Regions from separate parts of the Homo sapiens genome. Here region 2 is linked to region 1. A link is a contact called in ENCODE Hi-C data. All regions are on one chromosome and are shown on one strand. Each heading gives the region's core, a stretch centred on a gene start or an enhancer-like site at or near the end of the contact. The rest is flanking DNA. Distances are from core to core; before and after follow the strand shown.

Region 1 (4,033 bases), core at 259-2,758:
TCTGAAATTCAGCATTCCACCTCTGTAGTGGTTGGGCACCATATTTTGTACCAAGCACAGCTCATAAATATTCTATCACGGAGGTTGACACACAGGAATGCACCGCAAGATACAAATGCTGCAGTTTGTTCTTCTAGAAGTCTCTTTTAAATGCCTTGCCTGTTGTGCAGAGGGCTCAGGAGTGTCCTGGACTCACAGTCTCAAAGCTCCAGAGATGAACGTGTGGGTTTGTTTGGCTCTCTCCCCTTTCAGCCCTTGCAAATGGAGGCATGAACTAGAAGCAGCACTGTCTTTGTGCCCCCAAGAAAGCCCCACCCTGATTTTCACTAATCAATCACTGAGGCTGTTGATCTTTAGCACTGCTTTCTTTAATGTGTTTGTTATCTGTGAGGCTGGATGGGGCATTAGAATTTTCATCCTTCTGTTAGACGTCATATCTGCCCCGTTTATCCCATTATCATGGGATATTAATTACTTGAAAGATTGTGTTTCTTCTATTTCCTGGCCCACTGGGGTCTTTAGGGTTGGGGACACTGGGGAGCCCATGGATGCTAGCTGCTAGGCTGCTGTGGCTGTGCCGGCCATGGGACAGCATGGGGCAGCAAGTGTGGACAGTGATGCAGGGCCCTCCCTTTCTTTGTGCTGTACTGAAGCAATGGCTGTTGAGAATCTGCAGCTGGGAGGATTTCACTGACAGTTGCTGGGACAAACATTTATTGACCTCCTTCAGGAAGGTCAATTCCTGGCACAGGCTCCCCTTCTTCTACGCCTTTTACCCATGCTATCTCTTCAGCCTTGGAATATCCATCTCCTTTTCTGTGCTTATTAAAATCCTACTTATCGTTTAAAATCCAAGTCGGATGCTGTCACCTCCTTGTAGATGGAGGGTCCCTCCTTGTGCTCCTTTGGGCACCATATGCTTCTTGAGTGTGGAAGCACCCATATTGTATGCAGCTTCAAAATAAGGGTCTAGTCTGTGCCTGAGCTGTAGAGACTTCTTTGTCTGGAGTCTTCCCCTTCTACCAAATCCCCTTCCACTGGGTTTTTTTTTAGTCTTTAGCTCTAAACTGAGCAATGATTTAATCCAGGAGGCCTTTCTTGATGCCAGACAAATGAGACCACTCTCCTCTGTGCTACCTCATCAGAGCACTTCTCATCATTTTCACCAATTGTCTGTTCAATTGTCTTTCCTCCCTGCTGGAAAGTCAGCTATGGGGAAGACAGAAAGCCTGCTTGTTTTGTTTACTGCTGTATTCTTAGTACCTAATCTCCCTCCAGGCCTGTAGTAAGTGCTCAGTAAATACTGAATGAATGAATGAATGAATGAGAGCATCTGGATTCAGGTCTCAGTGCTGCCCCTTATTATCTGTGTGACCTCAGAAAAGTCAATCTCCTAGATCCCTCCCAGCTCTGACATTCTGCTATTAATATTTTGCTACCTCTTTTACCCGGTATCTACAGCTCATGTCCTGGCCCACCCAGCATGAGTCATGCCTCAAGAACCTCAGGCACTCGCTCACTCCAAGGATTTTCCATTCTTTGGAGAACCTTTCACTCTTCAAATATTGTCTTTCTGATGTGGTCCTTGGCAGCGTCATAGATCTCTCCAGCTCACGCAGGTCGGGTCCCTTGATGGGATCAGGCTAGGTCAGCGTAGATGCCTTATCTACTCACTCTGTTCCTGGAAGTCTGGGCTTTGTGCATTCCCATAAAGGGCCCCAGAAGAGGGTGGGATCTGAGCCCGTGATGGACCATGCTGTATGTTGGTGCAGCCCAAGGGGAGGGAAAGCTGTGACTCAGTGTTTGTAAAATGTTAGCTTGTGGAGTGAGTAAGACCAGACCAAGGCTGACTGTTTTGGGAAGTGGTGAGTTGGGTTAATTGAAATTGGAGCCCAAAAGCCAAGGTCAATTCCTGCCATGGTGGCTCTCACTTCCTAGCTGTGCCCTATTACCATGTAATTTAATCTCTCCAAACCCCAGTTTCTTTATCTGTGAAATGGCTACATTAACACCCAGCCTACTCACCCCCTAGCAAGATTTAGAAGTGCTGGAGGGCACATATTTTCATATGGGTGCATATTGAATACATACTATATGACACAAACTTCATATCTGTTATTTAATCGAATTCTCAGAACAGCCCTGCATGGTTGACAGTTCAGATAAGATTCTGGCCTCAGCTCTGGGTTTCAATACAGCAATGTTTCCCCAGTTGTGTGTTGGATCACACCTTTCCGCTGGGCACGCTCTTTCCCACCCGAGGTTAGGAAATATAGGTTTTTGTGGTCAAACATGTTTGTTTAATCCTACATTGGGACCCACTGGTGTACAGTAATTAGGATTTAAAGGGAAAAGATCTAGCCACCCCAGAACTCTCAGTCTTATGCTCAGCAGCCTGGAGTTGGGCTCCCCAGTGTTTCAGTTGTTAGGCAGGGCAGCCATCCCCTGCAGACAGGGCTCCGTCTGTGATGCCTGGGAAGGGGCATCACCAGTTGGGGTCTTTGACTCAACTTCAGTGTCATGAAGGATTTCTGCATTTACATTTTGTTTTGAAATTGTGCGGGAGGCGGGTGGGATCTGGCAAGATGGCCGAATAAGAACAGTTCCGGTCTGCAGCTCCCAGTGAGAACAACATAGAAGGCAGGAAATGTCTGCATTTCCAAGTGAGGTACCCAGCTCATCTCACTGTGACTGGTTAGACAGTGGGTGCAGCCCATGGAGGGCGAGCCAAAGCAGGGTGGGGCATCGCCTCACATGGGAAGTGCAAGGGGTCAGGGAATTCCCTCCCCTAGCCAAGGGAAGCTGTGAGGGACTGTGCCATGAGAGATGGTGCTATCCGGCCCAGATACTACACTTTTCCCACAGTTTTTGCAACCCACAGACCAGGAGATTCCCTCGGGTGCCTACACCACCAGGGCCCTGGGTTTCAAGCACAAAACTGGGCAGCCAATTGGGCAGACACTGAGCTAGCCGCAGGAGATTTTTTTTTCATAGCCCAGTGGCACCTGGAATCCCAGCGAGACAGAACCGTTCACTCCCTTGGAAAGGGGGCTGAAGCCAGGGAACCAAGCGGTCATGCTCAGGGGGTTCCACCCCCATGGAGCCCAGCAAGCTAAGATCCACTGGCTTGAAATTCTCACTGCCAGCACGGCAGTCTGAAGTTGACCTGTGACACTAGAGCTTGGTGGGGGTAGAGGCGTCTGCCATCACTGAGGCTTGAGTAGTCAGTTTTCCCCTCACAGTGTAAACAAAGACACTGGGAAGTTTGGACTGGGTGGAGCCCACTGCAGTACTGCCAAACTGCTGTAGCCAGACTGCCTCTCTAGATTCCTCCTCTCTGGGCAGGGCATCTCTGAAAGAAAGGCAGCAGCCCTAGTCAGAGACTTATAGATAAAACTCCCATCTCCCTGGGACAGAGCACCTAGGGGAAGGGGTGGCTGTGGGCGCAGCCTTAGCAGGCTTCATCGTTCCTGCCTGTTGGCTCTGAAGAGAGCAGCAGATCTCCCAGCACAGTGCTTGAACTCTGCTAAGGGACAGACTTCCCCCTCAAGTGGGTCCCTGACCCCTGTGCCTCCTGACTGGGAGACACCTCCCAGCAGGGATTGACAGACACCTCATACAGGAGAGCTCTGGCTGGCATCTGGTGGGTGCCCCTCTGGGACGAAGCTTCCAGAGGAAGGAGCAGGCAGCAATATTTGCTGTTCTGCAGCCTCCACTGGTGATACCCAGGCAAACAGGGACTGGAGTAGACCTCCAGCAAACTCCAACAGACCTGCCGAAGAGGGGCCTGACTGTTAGAAGGAAAACTAACAAACAGAAAGCAATAACATCAACATCAACAAAAAGGACGCCCATGCAAAAATCTCATCCAAAGGTCATCAACATCAAAGATCAAAGTTAGGTAAATCCATGAAGATGAGGGAAAACCAGTGCAAAAATGCTGAAAATTCCAAAAACCAGAACACCTCTTCTCCTGCAAAGGAGCACAACTCCTCACCAGCAAGGCAACAAAATTAGATGGAGAATGAGTTTG
Region 2 (4,073 bases), core at 225-2,724, 650 kb after region 1:
CAGTGAGCTGAGATTGCACCACTGCACTCCATCCTGGGCAACAGAGTGAGACTCCATCTCAAAAATAAATAAATAAACAAATATAGACAGGTCAGGAGTTGTGGGTTGTGGCTTTGCTTGACTTCACAGAAGAAAGAGAGAAAAATCAAACAGAACTAACTGTAAGCTACTGAGGACAATAATAGATGTTCATATCTTTGGTTCTAAGTCATCAAGAAAAGTTTAAACTATGTACAAGAACCTTCTCAAGGAAGCAGATAATTCATTGAGATAGATGCTTGGGGGTGAGGGCAAACCTCAGCTATCAGGAAATTCATCTCAAGTTAGCAAACGTGAATTCTCCTGTGATCCTAGGGTAATGAAGTAGTAACAGCAATAGAAACAACCATAATAATGGCTGGCTACTGCATTGTACTCTGCCTCTTAGGAGTACTTCCATTTTCTCATTTAATATTCAGATCAACCCCATGAGGAACAAATAATAATTTTTATTATCCACTCATTTCTCCAAGTGAGGAAATCAAAGCTCAGCTTGGTTAAGTAGCTTGCCAAGACAGCAGAGCTAGTCAGTGGCAGAGTAAGAATGCAAACCCTAGTCTTCTAACTTGAAGCCCAGTGCATTTCCCACCCTCTGATCTTCTCTCATCCTTATAAATAGCCATAAGACTAAGTAGTTCAAAAATATCTTCTTTCTGGTTCTCAGGCCCATTACAAATGCCACTTGCCCTGGGTAGGAAAATAAAGCCCAAGCTCTTTGCTGGACTATGTGCTAAGTCCTTGGCGCCCAGAAATAACCTCCTGGAGACTATGGGCCTTATATTTACCGCAAAGCAGTGGGTAAATAACTAGTTGGTGTTTTAGTGTTTTGTGGTCACTTAATCTGTTGTGTTGCTTCCCAAGACTCTGAAGGTTTCCTTTTTCAGTTAATTCTTATTTACGTTTCTGAGGTCTGTGTTGTTTTGGGTTTGGTTCATTGGATGTTTTTCTTGGAATGTGTTGCCATTGGCTTCAGGATGTTCCTGCTCTGCTATTTCATGGAATTTTCCCCGAGTGTGGATTGCTATGTATTTCTTCGGGGCAGTGAGCCAAGGCAGTGCTGGTATGTAATCTGTTCCTCTGGCCAGAAGACTTCTTGTCACCCATCCACATGGTGCTTGGTTGTATTTCTCCACTGATAATTCCCCTCCATCTGTTAATGTGCAGGAACCTTGGACTTCAGCCATCTTGTGTGTTGTGCGTTATTGGCTCTGGATAAGACAAGGCCAGTTGCTTCTGATAGAGATTGTGTCAACTGATTCTACCAGTTTGTTCTATCAGCCCAGGGTTGGGGAAGGAGATAGATGCCAAGTGTCATAGAAAGAGTGGAGAAGGCTCACAGGGTTAATGCTATAGACAAAGCAAGAATTTGTGATTGAAAACGTCCAGCCCTTCACACAGCCCTATGCCCCAGTAGGAGAAGAGCCAGGAATGCCAGGTGCATTGAAAACACCACACTCTCCCATGGCTCTCAGCGAGCCTTTCTTCCTTTGTCTTTGACAATCCAATACAAAGTATGTGCCAAAGAAAAATAAGAATTTGTTCCATATCAGAAAGTTTCGTTCTTTGGATATTTTCTTTGTGGGTAAAAATAAAATATTAGAAAGGTCAAATAGTGTTTGTTCAATAAAATGGTATGCTTCCCAAGGCTTTCAGCCTAATTAAGATACAAAGCACACATTGAGGCAGAAAGTTGCCCTCGATAAATTCTTTGTTTGGCTATTTTATTTATCGTACTTCATTCCATTGTTTTGTGTGTTGTATATCTTACTCTTTCCATAAGGAATTTGTGATAGCTTACAAAAATGTGTCAATAAAAAATAAAATATCTTTAAATCACTGGAAGCATCAAGGTGAATGGATAATATTAAAGATATGAATAAGATTAGGGTTAGTATTTCATAACAGATAACCCTGTAAAATTGTTAAAAGCGATTCATCAAATTGACTAAAAAAATCCTACCGTTTATCACTTGAAGTGTGCTGTGGCTCTCTAATCTATAGGTAGTCTAAATTGGGTGCATTTAAGAATCTGCACAGTTTGATTTTAATTTGGAGGTGAAAGAGGCCAACTCTAATCCCCACATTGACTTCACATGCACTGGCGCACATCTGAAGGTCAACAGTTTTCATATTTGCAAAGAGACAAGAGGAGAACTAATACTTACTAGGTACCTAATACATATTAGGCATTGTACCAATAATTTGACATTTAATAATTCATTGATATTCTCAACCACTCTATGAGATAATAATTACCTCCATTGGACAGATAACATAAGCAAAGCTGAGTAACTTGGGCAAGTGTACTCAACTAGTAGGGACAAAACTAAGATCAACACAGGTATATTTGACCTCAAAGTCAACGTTCTTCTCATACTGTGCCTGACAGACAGGTAAGAGGGTATGGAATATGCTTCCCCCAGTTGATGAGTGTCGAAACTCTCAAACAAACGTGGTTTATTCTGAGCTTGCCCTCAAGCTGTAGGTTGACCAGGAAATAAGTATAAGTTCAAAGCAGATCACAGTGTTTGGAAGTTAAGGTCAACAGAAAGACATATCTGTGGTTATGACACTATACACTGCCATACAAATGTCCTCCAACCATTCCAGAGAGAACATAGGTAAGTTCCTCCAAATTGAAGACATTCATAAAAATAAAAGAATAAGAAGCTATAGTTGTATATGGAATGAGCAGTCATATTAATCAGACAGAGAATGGCTATGGTGTTTGTTGTACCTTCCAGTCAGAGCAAACCAGTAACATTAGAAATCTTTGTGGTCTCCAAAATTCTTGCATCTCTGACCCTTCTCAAGTGTCATCCTCTCTATTTTTCCCCATTTTCCCTTCCTGGCAAACTCCTACTTATTCCACAATTTCTCAAATGCCACTTCTGCAACGACTTTTCTCTGTCTCTCATATGACCTTAAAGAGCTCTCTTTTCTGTGCAGTTACTAAAGTTAGGTACATCCACATCATACAAATTCATTACTATAATTTTGTATGCTTCCCCCAGTTCCTATTGGATAGTGAACAAATATATGACAAAATATATATTTTCATCTTCTAATTTCTAGTTAGATTATTTAATTTTTAAAACAACTTTTGAAAGTAGCAATTTTTACTATTCTCATTTTACAGATGAGGAAAATGAGATATAAAAGTATAGAGTAACTTGTTCAGTTATAAAGCAAGTACATGGCAGACTTATACCCAAGCAGGGTGGTTCCAGAATCCTTACTATATAAATATCCTCATCAGACCTGTCTGAACCCCAGTCTTCTATTTCTTACTCTTCTTCCAGAGAAGGTTCTTCTAATCCTCTTCTCCCAACATCCCCACCTCTTCTCTCATCACAACTTGATTTCTTCCTCCCACAAAGTATGTTGACTCCCACCTAATTATGGAGACTAATACGGAGTTAGCTGGAGCCCTATCCTGGCTCCAGGGTCCAAGTGCTCCTCTTACAACCCTCAGGCTACTCAGTATACAAAGGACTCTCCAGCTATGAGGGCCCACCCATCATGGGAGGGAGTGGGGGTTTATAAATAAAAATTATAATATTAATAAAACATCTGCTTCAGGTTGAGCTCAAAAGAAACCAGACTCTGAATTGAAGATTAACATATAGGACTTTACTGGGGAGCTCTTGCATACTTAATTGGGATGATACTTGTGGAAAGGGAAGAGAAAAATGCAGGGTGGGCAGAGTGAGAAGCTGAGCTGTGATATATAGCTCCAACAAAGGCCTCAGCTTACCCCATGGGGAGTTCTGGTGTTGGTATGGTCTTTCAGAATTATACCAATTTGGGATACAGTGGCCAGGCCATAGATCAGTCATAGGAGGCAGGTTGACTCTCAAGAGGAGGTGTGACCTTGACTAAGGAGGGCTGAAACTGAGGGCTGTCTTCAGCATCCCTTCCTGCAGCTGGGGAAGTTAAGTCCTCCATTCCTGAAAGGAGACAGGGGTTCCATGTGGCCATAACAGCATCTATCCAACATCCCATCCTTTAAACACCCAGCATCCTAATATTCT

Evidence for each region. A loop is a pair of places that touch in the nucleus more often than their neighbours do. Pooled maps may share reads with other maps.
Region 2: a loop to region 1 is called in a map of ascending aorta, with 4 times the contacts of the local background. The contact joins two enhancer-like sites. A Hi-C loop is called at or near these places in 2 of 168 maps with a recorded cell type or tissue (aorta and ascending aorta) and 5 of 50 pooled maps.

Annotation. Positions count from the first base shown.
Region 1 is chr1:55,427,688-55,431,720 of GRCh38, forward strand. No RefSeq gene overlaps it. Among named protein-coding and RNA genes, the nearest start is that of MIR4422, 200 kb to the left of the region's middle. RefSeq lists an enhancer at 1,005-2,204. Within about 2 kb of position 1,509, at least 13 of the 41 ENCODE cell types and tissues checked have a DNase peak (open chromatin) inside an H3K27ac peak, as active enhancers do; they include ascending aorta, where a contact is called at or near this core.
Region 2 is chr1:56,073,122-56,077,194 of GRCh38, forward strand. All of the region lies in intron 2 of LOC105378741 (a long non-coding RNA gene), which reads right to left. Among named protein-coding and RNA genes, the nearest start is that of LINC01755, 130 kb to the left of the region's middle. Within about 2 kb of position 1,475, at least 12 of the 41 ENCODE cell types and tissues checked have a DNase peak (open chromatin) inside an H3K27ac peak, as active enhancers do; they include ascending aorta, where a contact is called at or near this core.